Regions from separate parts of the Homo sapiens genome. Here region 2 is linked to region 1. The links are chromatin loops, found by intact Hi-C in ENCODE. Cell type or tissue: PC-3. All regions are shown on one strand.

Region 1 (8,000 bases):
AAATGCTAGCTCTTAAAGTGCAACAACTTATTTGTTGTCTACTTTGGAATGTGTACCATAAAACCTGTCTCAGAAGGAGAATTTTGATAAAGAGTGGACAAAAAGAAAGATTGGAGGTAATAATGGGCATTAAAAAAATGGCCAGCCCATTTTGTTCTGTAGCTTACAAAAATACACAAGAACAAACATGAACAGCAGACTCATATTAACGGCACTTCTCAAGTCCTTTGTAGGATGGAGGCCTCAAGAGTACGTTTTATCATTTATTTAAAAACAATATGAGTTTGGCAAAGCAAACTCAGATATAAAATTTAAGAATGAGTTTTTCTGGAGCATAAAATTACAATTTTTTTTTTTTTTTGCTAGTAGAAGGATAAAAAAAATGTCTATTCCAGTTAATTATTCTCCAACTTGTGATTTTTGTTGTTGTTGTTTGGCATGTAATAAATCCAACTCATTTTAGTGTAATGGGCTATAAAACAGTCCCTATATAATATTATAAATCCTGCAAAGATTTGAGCATCTGCACATTTTTTTTTGGCAATGTTCACTTAAACTCAAAACTTCTGTAGGCAGTGACCGAAAAAATAAATTGGAAAAATGAAAACCATTCAGTTCAATGCCAGTTTTCCCTTGGGATTTAAGCAGTTTTTTTTGTTTTTGTTTTTGTTTTTTTTTTTTTTTTTGAGACGGAGTCTCGCTCTGTCACCCAAGCTGGAGTGCAGTGGCGCGATCTTGGCTCACTGCAAGCTCCGCCTCCTGGGTTCACGCCATTCTCCTGCCTCAGCCTCCCGAGTAGCTGGGACTACAGGCGCCTGCCGCCACGCCTGGCTAATTTTTTGTATTTTTAGTAGAGACGGGGTTTCACCGTGTTAGCCAGGATGGTCTCGATCTCCTGACCTCGTAATCTGATGGCCTCGGCCTCCCAAAGTGCTGGGATTACAGGCATGAGCCACCGCGCCCAGCCGATTTAAGCAGTTTTTAACGTGTGGATTTCCAGGTGACAATGAAAAATGTAACGACTTTGGGAAATGGAATAACATATTCCTTAGGTAATATTACTAGGAAGACTGGAACAGTGAAATTAACTGCTAAACAGGTGATGGGATTATGACACCAATCCATCAGAATAACGTTTTGCCAAATTCTTTCCAGTGCCCTATTTGATCAGATCAGACTGTCAGGGCCCTGTGGAGTGAGCAAGCCCTCCCAGTGTGCCCAGGAAGACAGTTTTTCTGGAAGCAAAATATTTTAGAAGAACACCTGCTTTTCTCACCCAGAGTCTCTGTTGACTAAGATATGCAAAATGCACTCATCACTTGTAAGATACTAGAATTCCTCTCCTATATGGAACTAGTTATTTTGGTGTAATATAGTCCAGGAAAAATTTCTTTGCCTTCCAGATATTCATACCTTGGTCCAAAAGACTCTCTACTCATCTCAGCTCAAGTTAATGTTTTAACCGGGACATCTGAAAGTACCCTTCATACGTCACTTTCTGGCTTATGCTTAAGTGGAACAATGTTATATGTTATCTAGCGATTCCAACTGACAAAGGGGCTTTTGATGCAATGGAATGGATGAAGTGGATATTCTCACACCTTTCAAAGCCTCTCCTTGCTTTGATATAGCAGTACTCTTGGGAAGGGGCAGAGACTGGCAAAGATAATCCCCAGGATAATCAATTTTATTTCAGGTGTCACATAAAATGTTTATTATGTAAGCATATTACATTTGCTTGAAACAAAACCTACTGTCAAGAACCTGGACAATCCCCAGCTCCATGCAACTCACCTGGAAGGGCACACTCGGGGAGGTTACGGAAGGCAAAGTGCAACGTGCTGTTCCTAAGTCAGCTCACTGTTGAGGTATCCGTGCAATCCGGGGTTACAGCATGATCCACCGTGTACCAATTATGCCATTAGTATGCTTCATTTGCTATATACACACATCAGAACCAGAGTTTTTTCTCAAGGGCAAAACCCAAATCAGGCCGCCAAAGCCACAAATCACGTATGCCTTGCACTAAACACCCACAGAAAAGCGGGGCAGCATACACACATGTGCCTTTAGATATGTATTTATACTGCAGAAGCTAAAACAATGGTACAGATTGAAAATAGAAGGAGACCAAGCCAGCAAACAAGACCCTACATAGCCATCATCTGGGAAGCAAAATTGCACAGACACAATTAGAAACCAGACATGCAGTCTCACCCATTCACCTAGGAAGAGTTAACAAAACTTGAAAGGAATTGGTATTATGTCCTCATAATGTTGGCTTTGAGTTGGAGGTCTTTTTTCTAGACTGGTTTACTCTCTTCCTCTCTCTCTCTCTCTATATATATATTTTTTTTAATTAATTTTTTTTAATTAATTAATTTTTTTTTTTTTTGGCAGAGTCTCACTCTCACCCAGGCTGGAGTGCAGTGGCATGATTTTGGCTCACTGCACCCTTTGTTGCTCAGGTCCAAGCAGTTCTCCTCCCTCAGCCTCCTGAGTAGCTGGGATTACATGTGTGTGCCACCACACCCAGCTAATTTTTCTATATTTTCAGTAGAGACATGGTTTCACCCTGTTGGCGGGGCTGGTCTCGAACTCCTGACCTCAAGTCATCTGCCCGCCTTGGCCTTCCAAAGTGCTGGGATTACAGGTGTGATCCGCACCTGGCCTAACGCTCTTCTTTTTATCAGAGAACCAGTGCCTTTGAATACTCTATCTTACCATTTTACTAATAAGTCATCGAGTTCTTCAGTTGTGTTAGATTTTAAATGATTGAAATCATAAAGTTATGATGATATCATGAAGCTATATTCCTCACACAGATAAAAACCTGCAAGAAAAGGAAAGAGTTTGCTAAAGTGGAGTTTTAAGCATCAGTTAGTAGGTGAGGCAAGATTTATTTGGTCACGGGGATCTCCAGCACCTAAAAGCAAATTCCTAAGTCAGTGCCTAACCTGTCAACTTCACATTCTGAGGGTAAAGGTGCTACATTTGAGGAAGCCGTTTGGAACTTTTTCAGAGTTTCCGTTTTGTTAATTCAGATGCCCCTTGTTTTCTATTGAGTGAAGAAGGTGACAATAGGTGCGGAGTACAGTTTTTTTAAGATAATTGGCAGTATCTCTAAGACAAATTTAGTTCTGTAAAAGGAAGGTGGATTGCAAGAGGACACTTGTAAGATATCGAATCTCTTTTATCCTTCCAATCTTTATTGCCCTACTTGATCATGCTTTTATGAGTGGGTACTCTGGATTCAAATAACATAATTGCCAAGATACAAAATACATTTTGCTCAAAACATTTTAAAATGGCACAAACAGATTGGCACTGGTGTTACTGAAATGTAAGAAGCTCTACAATTTCCCAGTTCTAAGTCATTGACTGACACAATTCAAATTGACTAAGTGAAATTTGTGTGTTTGTGCGTGTGTGTTTTCCTACCAGCAACCACTCTGACTTGTGTCTCAAATCATTCTTTATGTGCATTACATATATATGTCTATAGTCAATAAATGACATCTAAATTATTAGAATAGTATCAGATATGACTAGATAGAATTATGTGATATGCCTCTTTGTAACAAAGCTGTGATTTATTAAAGATTATAGAATATTGTAACACAAAATTATGTATCCTTCTTAATAGCTGGTATTTATTGAGTGCTTACTATATGATAGGCATTGTTCTAAGTGTTTCATATGGATGGTCTCACTTCACCCTTAGAGCAGCCATGTGCCAGATGTGCAAATATTATCTCCTATTTTATAATTAAGAAAACTAAGGCTTAGAGAGGACATTTCCTCAAACTCAGTTTTAGTAAGTATAAGTATTGAACAAGAAACATTTATATTTCTAATCGATGTCTGAGTAAAAAAAATTAAAGATGCAATTTTAATCTATATATAAAGTGGTAATATAAAAATTTATTTCAGCAAATTAGGACACTCTACATTCAAATTTAAAAGTTATACTTACTAAATAGGGGTTCATTTTTTTAACATTCTTTTTTGTAGGAAATGAGACAAAGCACTCTTCTTATAAATAAAATATCAGATTTTAAAATTACTATTCTAGTTGACCTAGAAATATAGAGGTCAACTTTTAATAATTGAGGAATGGAGCTCAATTTAATGTTTCTTATGTCTAATTGGAAAATTGTGCAAACAGAAGAAGATGTACACATAGTAGGCACTTTATAACTGTCAGGTTATAAGGCTAATCGGCTGAAAATTGGGTCCAAATTATTTGCAATTAAATTTTGAGTCACTTGGGTCTGGCTGTTACTTTGAACAGATTAACTTTCCAACAGTACACATGCCCCTGGTCTCTAGCTGAGAACGTAAGAGGGAGAGGGTTATTGCACCCTCTAGGGGTAGCTTGTAGAAAAACCTACCGAAGTGCAACTACCCCAAACAAAAAAATAATGCTCATTCCTAGCCCCGCAGATAGGAAAGGAGGGAATGCATGAGCGTTGAGAGAAGCCACAGAGTCCTCCTGCCTCTGATGTGTGCCTCCACTGGCTCACACTTGGAACTGTTTCATCAGATGTCTTACAGGGACTCTAACTCTATCAAATCCAAAATCAATTTATTATTTAAAGGAAAAGTTTATAGCACACTATTAATTTTTAACTGCATGCTGTTTCTCTAGCCTTTCCATTCCAAAATAGCTGTTTATGGTGGCTGAATTTCTACCTTGGTTGGCAGGATTTATACAGTGACCTCTGCTGATCTGCTTCTGTATACTACGCAATGTCTGTAGCAGCTCCTCAAGTTAATATCACATGCTTCCCTGTAAAGAGCTTGACTGACTTACTGAGCATCAGGCTATCTTTTGAAGATAAACCAATTTTTAGGGAGAGACAAAAGATAGGATAAACTGATGATTGCATCAACGTCAATCAACAAAGAGTTATGAGTTGCTGAAAGTGAAGCATAGAGGCAAGTACTGAGAATAAAAACATATAGTTAGGCAAAAACCACAATTACTTTTGCACCCACCTACTATAAGGGAGTTCATACTTACTGCACAGGGTACATGTCAGGCTGTAGACTAAGGAAATTCTATTTAGTGCCTTATGTAGTTACTCACTATACCACCTAAGAGGTGTTTTATTATTCCCATTTTTTAGAGAATGTGAAAGCAATTCTGAAAAGACAAACATATTCAGAATCACACAGTCAGTAAATAGTAGAGAAAACATTAGATCATTGGTCTTTCTCTTTTTCTTATGCTCTTACTAACTACTATAACCTCTGTCTTCCAAGAAGGTATAACATAATTTGTAATAGTTGGAGAGAAAAAAATCATGTAAAAGAGAAGAGCATTAAGTATAAAGTTGGTAGCACCACTTAATTAAAGTACTACAAATTTGTGACAGGATAAAATAGAGCAGGAAGTGGGAGCTCACAGTGTGCTGGGGTGGGTGGGAGGGTCAGGGAAAAGAAAATTTGAATTAACATTTATGATGGCTGGAAAAATTAAATAGAATAGAGGAAATAAAATGATTTCAGAAAGATGAGGAAATGAAATAACATGAACTGTCCGGGCGTGGTGGCTCACGACTGTAATCCCAGCATTTTAGGAGGCCAAGGTGGGTGGATCACCTGAGGTCAAGAGTTAGAGACCAGCCCAGCCAATATTGCAAAACTCTGTCTCCACTAAAACTACAAAAATTAGCTGGGCATGGTGGTGAACACCTGTAATCCCAGCTACTCAGGAGGCTGAGACACCAGAATCTCTTGAGCCCAGGAGGCAGATGTTGCAGTGAGCTGAGATCATGACACTGCACTCCAGCTCTGAGCTACAGAATGAGACTCTGTCTTAAAAAAAAAAAAAAGAAAAAGAAAAGAAAAAGAAAGAAATAACATGATTCAACTCATGAATTATCATTTTAATGTAACATAATAGATTAATTAATCAGATTGCTGTTCTACCTCTATGCTGTAAAGTAATTTGAAATCTGATTAGAGGGAGAGTCAGATGAGACAAAGAAGCAACAAGGAAAGAATTTTGCAGCTTAAGTAACATTGAAAGACAGCAGCCCAGACAAGGTGCTACAATTTAAAAATTCTGACTAGTTAAATAAAATCAGGGGCATTCTGGAGAAATGGAAAAAATTAAGTGTTGGAAGAAAGAGTAACTGAAGCACAAAAATATTTTTGAGTGGGCTTCAGTCAAATTTGGCCCATTCCCTGGTTTTCCTTAGGAATATGTTTTCTTGAATGTATAATTTAACATTCGTTCTCACAATAATTTTTTGCCTCCCTGGAATGATAAAACACTTCTAAATTAGGAAAGAACATTTGACAAGGTGCTGGAGGCATGGTGTGTTATTATGACACACAGAACAGGAGGAAGACCCCAGAGTAGTTAGGCGCATTAATGGAAGATGTTACATTGGGCTGGCTCAGATCCCGTCAAGGCCAGCCCACACGGTGCATGGTTTAAAGGGAACTATAGATGTAGCTCAAAGTTGACCCCCTTCCAATGAGAAAAAAATATAAAAGGTCACTTCAACCTTCCTGCCAAATTGTAGCTGTCCATGCCTGCATGTAAAACTGATGTTGTCAATTGCTGGAGGCAAACTGCATATGATAGGCTTGGAAAAAAAGTCTAAGAATGGTGCATCATGTACAGCAATATAATCTTTCAAATTATTTCATGCTTAGAAATAGGGGGCTGGGTGCGGTGGCACATGCCTGTAATTCCAGAACTTTGGGAGGCAGAGGCGGGCAGATCACGAGGTCAGGAGTTCGAGACCAGCCTGACCAACATGGTGAAACCCTGTCTTTCACTAAAAAATACAAAATTAGCCAGGCGAGACACATGCCTGTAATCTCAGCTATTCAGGAGGCTGAGGCAGGAGAATTGGTTGAACCCGGGAGGTGGAGGTTGCAGTGAGCCAAGATCGCGCCACTGCACTCCAGCCTGAGCAGCAGAGCAAGACTTTGTCTCAAAAAAAAAAAGAAAGAAAAAGAAAAAAAGAAATAGGGGGAAAGTGGGCTTGGTTTAATATCTCTGTAAGTAGACAGGCAAACCCCCTCACTCTAGCTAAGCAATTTCTACTTTCCTTATAGGAAGAAGAAACCATTCTTTCCACCCACGTGACATTAAAGGAAACATAAAGATGGGACTAATTCTGCAGCATTGTCTAGGGTAGGGACACAATTCTCCCGAGAAGTTGCTTTGACCTTGGAATTTACATATGCCTAGATATCTGAAAACTTACATAATTAAATCGTCTCTCTTCATTGTTCTAAACTTAATTTTCCTCCATTCCCAGTCTTGGGGCCTTGAGTCCTTTGGATAAGTTGCTGAATTCTCTCCTTTGTATTGACCGTATTGACATGGCCTCAGAGGAAAGTCAAATTTCAGGCTGAGTACATATGTAAGAATTCACTTCCAACATCTTGATGTGAGCCAGAGGTCTGCCTTACAGTAACAAAGACAAATGCAGAAGGAAATTCAGGCTGACAAATACCAGTCCCACCTGTGTTGGTTAATAAGCAAGACTGCAGCCCAGCCAGCAATCCTCCGGTAACTGTCATTTCTCTGTATCCAATCAGTTGCCTGGGAATTATCCCAATAAAAAGAATACAGTGTGTCATTTATCAGGCAGCCAATTAAAGGGCCTCTACAGCACTAGGATAGCTAGAAGCTAATTCTCACACGGGAGGCAAAATGGGCCAAGCCAGTATGGGCCTTAAGGAAATTTAAGAAAGTGAGTTGTGGCTGATTCATAGGGGGACCAGATCTACAAAATATGAGAAGGAGTTGGCAATATGTCAATATGTCTCCTCTACAAGAATTTCTTGAGGACACCAGGGTGTGAAAAGGAAGCAAACTAATTTGGCTGATCTTACCAAAATGGGACAGTTAGCTTTTGTAGCTATGAGACAATTATTTCATAGAGCATTTCCACTGATTTCTAAGGCCTGATTAGCATTAGAAGCCTTGAAAATGTAAAATAAACATAAGTAAATAAAATGAAGTAAAG
Region 2 (8,000 bases), 290 kb before region 1:
TTCCTACCATTTGTATCTGTTAGAAAATGTAATTTTTTAATTCATGTCATTCCAATAGTTAGACTAGTTTGATATTCAGCATGTTTTACCTGTATGTTTAAAATATTGTTTTTAATTGTATATTTAATTGACAAATTTACTTATGTGGGTATGTGTGTATTTGTATATTAATGGATTAACTGTATCCTTAATATCTTTCTGTCTCCATCCCCATTTACATTTTAAATTTAAGGCTGAACTCTCATTCTAATTAACCTCAGTAACGTCTCTTTTTTAATCCTTTCATAATGATTAATATCACTGTGCATAGGCCAACTACATTAGAGATTGAAAGAATATAGCAGATATTGTTGATTAAATACAACAACCATCTCCTACTTCTCTTTTACTCCTTACAAGCAAAATCAATTCCATTTTTCTCATCTGCTCTGATTAAGAAATGATGTGTACAATTGTGGTCCATGTGAAGTGTGAGGAAGTGTGCTAAGGAGTTTCTAGGAAGGTTGTGTGGCTAAGTAAGAGAAGGCATCACAAAAGAAGCCTCGCCTGCCCCTGCTGGTCATTGCTGTGTCTGCTTGTGATGCCTGGGCCCTTAGCAGCTGTGTGGCAGTGCTAAAGGGGACAAGCCAAGGACATGGCCCGTAGGGTGAGGATGACAGAGCAGCAAGAGGGAAGTGATCAGTCCTTGATGACATCGTTGATCCACTGAATTATTCAGTCCTGGATCTGCCCCACCTGAGACTTATTGACACATAAAATAACAAGGCTCATCGGCTTATCATTTAACCAGTTTAATGTGAAGTTTTATTTTATAAGGTTGACAACATTCTAATTGAACTGAAGAACAAAACTTACTTGTTAAGCCCTTAATGTGTGTGTGCATTCAAGTTCTAACAGGATTTAAAGTACCAAATGGTTGGGCAGCCCCTGAAAGCCAGGAAGTGTGAACATTGGACTTGCATTCAAATCTCAATCCTGAAAATATTTATTTGTCTGGATTGTTTCAATCAACTCTAGGTGCCTCAGTTGTGTCATTTGTGGGTACAGGATACTAATAATGTCTATCCTCTTCCACTTAAGTTGTAGTCACTACATTGAGCATATTAGTTCAAGAAGAAAATAACTGAATTTCCTCTTTCTGTTTAAATGCACACTGTGGGTATCATACTTTTCTTCTCTTGAAATGGAATCTCAGGCATATCCTAAGAGGTGTATGTGTGTTTCTTAGAAAATAAAAGAAAAATTTTCTAGTTATTTTGTTCATAAAAGGTGCATCACTTGGTGACTAAAATATAACATCCTGTGTAATAATCACAAACCCTTTGGCCCCAAATAGCTTATGGGGCTGGTTTCACATAGGTGAAGAAATATGATGATGCTCTTTACGTAGAACACAGCTGGGATTTTGGACTAACATGTACCCAAGACTGAGACTAGGAAGAGAAGCAGCTCTTCTACGTAGCCACTGTGCAGCAAAGCAGGTTTCTGCTGCTATCCAGGAAAACTAGGGAGCTCAAGCTAAACCATGCACTTCCATTAGCATGTGTATTTGAAAAGTGGGAGTACATTTAAGTGTGTTAGTCTTTGCAATCGGTGGGGCTCTTTCTTCTTGGGATTTCTGCAGTACTGATCTTGTGCTGTAAGACAAGCTACCAGGTGAATGACTTTTGCCACACATTGTGATATGATTTGGTTGTGTCCCTACCCAAATCTCATCTTGAATTATAGCTCCCATAATTCCCACGTGTTGTGGGAGGGACTAGGTGGGAGATAATTGAATCATGGGGGCGGTTCCCCCATACTGTTCTTGTGGTAGTGAATAAGTCTCAAGAGAGCTGATAGTTTTATAAGGAGAAACCCCTTTCACTTGGTTCTCTCTCTTTGCTTGCTGCCATGATTGTGCAGACTCCCCAGCCACATGGAACTGTGAGTCCATTAAACCTATTTTTCTTTATAAATTACCCAGTCTTGGGTATGTCTTTATCAGCAGTGTGAAAACAGACTAATATACGTTGTTAGTTGGAATTCACTATGGTAACCCACAGAGGCCCTAATAGTACCCAGGAGTTTGTATCTAGTTTCCCCAGAACAGGCGAAGTCACCCACCCCAGTTAATAATGTACCTTCCTGACTGCACCTCAGAGTTTAAGTCGCCTGTGGGCAAAAGGAATGGTTGCTACTCAAGAGTACTATGAAAATGACTGAAACTGAGGGTGAATCGGGCATTTTAGTGAAGACCTAAATCCAACTTGGTTTTACTTTTTCTTGCTTTTACTCTGCATTTGAAAAATAGTCATAACTGCACAGCTTATCTAGGAGGTCTACATAACAATAAAGGGTAAAAGACATTTGGGAACGTAGGAATCATTAAATTATTTCTCATTTAAGTGTCATAAACTGCATTCTTTTACTGTAATACTGTTCAAGGGGCAGTAATCAAATTGTGTCACATTTTCCATGGACGCTGCCATCAAGGTGTGAAATATTGCCTCCCTGGTGATTGGATGGAATTGGGGTTCAAGGTGAGGTGGCCATTATCCAAGACACCTGCCCCCACTTGAGCTGTACACGCATGAACTATGACTCACTGACACTTTCTAGTAATCATTAATCTCTTATGTGCTTTTTCTTCCTTACATTTTGGACAAATGACTTTTCAAAGAGATGGAAGGAGATGTTATCCATAGAAATAACTTGCAGTGATATCAATAACTTCATAAGGGAATGATAACCATATTTAAATGTAAAGATGATTACACATAGCTCAAATGCTGCAGAGAGTTAATTGTAAATGTTTCTAACTTATGTCCAACTATCACAGTCTTTTCAAAAGACAAAATGATGGAAACCATACAGTATTACTAAAGACGAGGACACAATACAAACACAAAGGTACAAAGCATCTTTCGTAGTAGGTTTCTTTTACTCAGTTTATTATGCTTATTTCATTGCATATAGTTGTGTTGTATTACCATTTGTCATCCCTGGAAAACAGAACTTTTTCTGCAGAGATCCTTCTTTCTTCAATTCGATATTCTCAGAACTCAGCACAGCATTTAACAAATACATAAAAACAAGATTATAAGTAAATTGTCTGGGCATGGTGGTTGACACCGATAATCCCAGCATTTTGGGAGGCTGAGATGGGAGGATCACCTGAGCCCAGTTTGAAACAAGCTTCGGCAACATAATGAGACCCCCATCTCTTCAAAATAAACAAAATTAGTTGGGGGTAGTGGCACATGGTTCCAGCTACCAACATGGTTCCAACTACTTGGGAGGCTGAGGTGGGAGGATCACCTGGGCCCCAGAAATCAAGGCTGCAGGGAACTGTGATTGTATTACTGCACTCTAGCTTGGGTGACAGAGCAAGATCCCATCTCTAAAAACAAGCCAAAACAAAATAAAATTATAAGCAAATAAATTAAGAACTAATATCACTATAGGGACCACAAATACTAACTTGAGAAGACATTTTTATTTTTCTTTGGGGCAATTTTAAGAGTTTTTTAAATCATTAAATTGCATCCATGAAAGATTCTAAGACAGGTCTATTCTGACAATATAGAACATTGAGAGGATATGTAAATTATGTAAATGAGTTATTTAAATTTGTGTTTAATTTGTACTCTTCATTGGGTTAAATGTCTTATGTGTTGTTTATTGGTGTTTCTGCTTGTTTTCCTTTTAAATGCATTTTGTATGCTTCTAATGAACAATAACATAATTGAATAAAACTGAACATACATAATTATTTTAAAAGCATTTATTATGATAATGATATGGTAGTGATAAGAAATAAGAACTCTTTTGATAAGAAAGTGAAAGTCAATAGAAATAAATGTGGTTTAGTTCTTAGCCAAGCTCTATTTGACTGAAGATTTTGTGTTGAGCTGTGCCTCATTAAAAAAAACTTCATTTAAAATATGTATTTTCAAGAGACAATGGAGGTTGAAACCTAAGTTATATGGTCACTAACACACAAAATAGCTTTACAGTTCCCAAAGTCTTTTCAGTTCCACCTGCTTGTATCGGCTTTACAATAGCCATGCAACAGAATAAGATTGGCGTTCCCTTCATGTAAGCGGTAAATGTAAAGTCAGAAGTCAAACCCTATACTTTAGTTAAATTTACAAAATATTTTCACTTTCTCTTTAGGAGTTGTCATGTTTCTTGCAAATGCTTTTTCTACTTTTTTAAAAACATACATTTATTTTGGAATTTCTTGAAATATTAAGACCCCTTAAATGGCTTCTGAATCAGGGTTGATTTGCTATCATTTTTGAGGACTGAGACTACTGCATTAAAAAAAAAAGTTGTATCAACTCATAAAAGGTCCAGCTACAAAAGAAAGAACATTTCAGCCTTTTGCTTTTTGATTACCAGCTGAAATATAGAATAATAGAATCCAATATATGTTTGAAGTCACTAATATTCAATAAATTATGCCACTGAGTTTAGATATACAAAACCCAGAAGGTTAGAAAGGGCATTGCTATGTCTCTTGTCCTGTCATTGATTCAGGGCTTTTTAAAGATAATAGTCACTAATAAAAAGGAATGCAAAGTAAATATTTATACTTCTATGTTTTCTAGAACATAGAAGTTTTGGGAATATATTTAATACTCATAAAAAATGTAAATAACTAGACAGAGATGAGTTGTCATTCTTCTTTAAAATTCTTTATGTAAAAGTGGATTTGTATGGATGAAGTCCAGTTTGGTGGCAGCAAGATAACTTTGAACCAGGAGGCGCCAGAGAACACAGCATAATTTATGTTTTTATCCATGCATGAGGAACTGGGAAAGTTGTTTGTGCCAAACCGTAACTGGGAAATGCAAGAAATATAATGTCAGGATAGAGAGGAGTAAATTGACAAGATTAAACATTTCCCGTTCTATAAGGTTTACTATGGCACATGTGCAGTAATGTACATTGCAGAGCAATGTAAATGAATTCAGCATAATGTAAGCTTTACAGGTGGCAGCTATGGATCAGGAGGCCTTGGTTTGAATTGTGGTTCGATGACTCAGTTTGTTTGAATGCTGGTAAGTTGCCTAAACCTTTTCGAAGCCTGAATTTACTCATTTGATAAATGGAGATAGAGCCTGAGGAAGAAATGCAAGGCTTGTAAAATTTTGGGTACAATAAATAATAACTATTACTATTGTTATTATTAACGTAAATACCTAGGTACTTGGGTATCAAATATGACACATTACATTTCCCTGATGGGAAATCAGTGTCGATATAGGAAGTAATTACTACCCTTTTATCACTTATATACTTGGTACTTCCATTTCACTCTAAACAAAAAACCACCGTCTGCCCTTTTAGCTCAATCTAAATGCAATGCATGTTAAAGATCCCACGGTAAGTAAGATAAGTAAGTACTGATTTAGAGCAATCAGTAAAAATCTGCCAGGTAGTAAAACCACAGCCTAGTTTCAATGGGTATCACTTGTCTAATAATTGGCCTTCAAAACCATTTGTAACTTAATCTTGAATTCCACCAGATGTTGTATGTGATGATATAACATTTTTTTCTTTAAGTATAGCCCACATACTCGGCATATACTGTGTTTCCCTTCGCCTTCCCTAATCATAACAAGCCTGTGGGATATGCAATGATAGCATAATCGAGGTTGCCCAGATGGTCTGAAATCCGTTACTCAGCATTAATTGTGGGGGAAAACAAAACAAAACAAAACAAAACACTATCGACTTTCAAAAAGTGGAAACTCCTTTCCAAAGCTAAGCAAAAAGTAAAGGAGCACAAATCATTTACTAGTTAAAGGAGAGAAGAGAAGAATGTGGCTCACTGGTCTTAGGAAACAGAGTAGCAAGAACAAACTCTGAAGTGCAAAGATGTATCTCATTTTCATATCTGCACAATTAAACTCTGGGGAACTTTTTGTATAGAATGCTCACATGTTATACTTTGATTCAAAATGAGTTTTATTTTTGCTCCAAATCATTCTCTTTTTGCATTGTTTTAGGTCCACTTGCCTTATATACCTGTCATCAGTTTTAGGAGATCTTTGCCAATATTAATCCATCCTAAAGCCCGATATTATAGTCTATTCTCAACACAGCAGTCAGCACAATCGTGCCAAAACTTCAGTGATATGATGCCACCGATGTACTCAAACCCTTGGAGACTCTCCATCTCCTTGATTGCAAAAGCTTAATGCCTGGTAATGTCTTCATCCTCTGGTCCCTGGGTGGTGTCTTATCTTGCACCCTCCAGGATTCCCTCACTCCACTCCAGCTGCTTTATCAACCCCCACACATGCTCATGGGTTTTGCCCTTGCTCCTCCCTCTACCTGGAATACATTTCTCTGGAATACTTGCTTTGCCCAACCTTCCACCCCTTTATCTTTTCAGTGAGGATGACTCTGAATACCCCATAGGAAAATGCAGTCCATTCCCCAACGCTTCCTAATCCTATAGCTAACTTTATTTTTCCACATATCACTTATCACTCTAACATATTATATATATAATATGTATTGTATATATACAATAATACATGTTGTATATATACAATATTGTATATATAGGTATGTATATTATATATTGTATATATACATATTCTATATAATATGTGTTGTATAATACATATTATTCCATGATATATAACAATACATACTATATAGAATATGCATTCATATACATATTCTATGTATACATATATACCTATTATATGTATACATATTCTATATAATATGTGTAATATATTGTATATAGTATATATTGTATGTTGGATATAAGCATACTATATATTATATATTATATATAACATATATTATTGTAGATAACATTATTGACAATAAAACATACAATATATTGTGTAATATGTATGACCAAATATATTATTGTGTGTCATATTAATATAATAATATAATTTTAATATCATATTTATATATAATATATTATATAATATACAATAGAATATAATGTTATATAATATAATTATAGTAATTATATTATATTGTATAATTTATAATACAATTAATTATAACTATATTATATTAATATTAATATATCACAATATATTAATATAATGTATTATTAAATATTGTATGTTATTCATATCATATAATATATTGTATGTTTTTAAAAATTTATTGTAAATGTCCCCCGCTGGAATCAAAGTGCCAACATGGTCAGGATTTTTATGCTTTTCTCACCACCTAAAATAGCTCATAGAAGACACTTAATACATATCTGCAGATCTACTTGATTAGTCACTTGTTCAGCCAACAAATTTCAGGGAAAGTTGTTTTCCTCCAAGTTTCCTATGAATAGGAACAATGGGAGTGATCCTTTAGGCCTGTGATAAATAGAAGTAGTGTCTACTTCCAGAGGTTTGGGGTTAAGGACCCAATGCTTTCCTCCAATCTGAAAGACTTTTATGTGGATGGTATTGATTATGGATTAGTGATCTTGTAGCTTTGTGACTGCTCATTGCTGCTGAGAAAGTAAGTGAAATTTACTGAATAGGATACTCTGTTTCCTGCTAAAGTTTAATTTTCTTCTCTCCCTTGTTATCCTCATTTTATTTTGTGCAGAAAGTTTATACTAATCACTCTTGGAATGAAAGAGGCTAGCTAGAGATGCTCTTAGATTGCCCTGCAAATGGAATTAGTCTCCTTTCTCACCCTTAACACTTACTCCCCTATTTTGAAGACACGGCCTGGAATTCAATAAGATCTCACGAAATCCATTGAAAGGTAGGCAGGAATAATACTCGAAGTCTCAGAGCCCAGACACTGTCAGGCCCACATGAAGAGGAGGAAGAATGGGGAGGTGTCATTTGAGGTACTTTGTCTATGCTTGGAAGATTGTCGGGAAGCTCCTGATGAATGAGATGCTAGACTGAGTGTGCTGCATTTCATCCCTTGGCCACGCTGCAAAACGGTGCCACATCTGGGACTGATGGGAAGCAGATGTTTAACTTTGCAGGGAGAAACCTTTCTGAAATATGGAACTGGGG

Evidence for each region. A loop is a pair of places that touch in the nucleus more often than their neighbours do. Peaks named below come from ENCODE experiments on the same cell type or tissue, not always from the same donor. Only the 100,000 strongest peaks of a DNase experiment are listed, where the experiment ranks them.
Region 2: a loop joins it to region 1, with 7 times the contacts of the local background. A loop is called at or near these places in 9 of 110 quality-filtered maps.

The regions. Positions count from the first base shown.
Region 1 is chr17:71,469,757-71,477,756 of GRCh38, reverse strand. No RefSeq gene overlaps it. Among named protein-coding and RNA genes, the nearest start is that of CASC17, 270 kb to the right of the region's middle. In PC-3, CTCF peaks have their summits at 4,173 and 4,376; a DNase peak (open chromatin) is centred at 4,356.
Region 2 is chr17:71,757,273-71,765,272 of GRCh38, reverse strand. No RefSeq gene overlaps it. Among named protein-coding and RNA genes, the nearest start is that of ROCR, 260 kb to the left of the region's middle. In PC-3, CTCF peaks have their summits at 572 (motif pointing left) and 4,751; a DNase peak (open chromatin) is centred at 5,012; H3K27ac peaks cover 288 bases.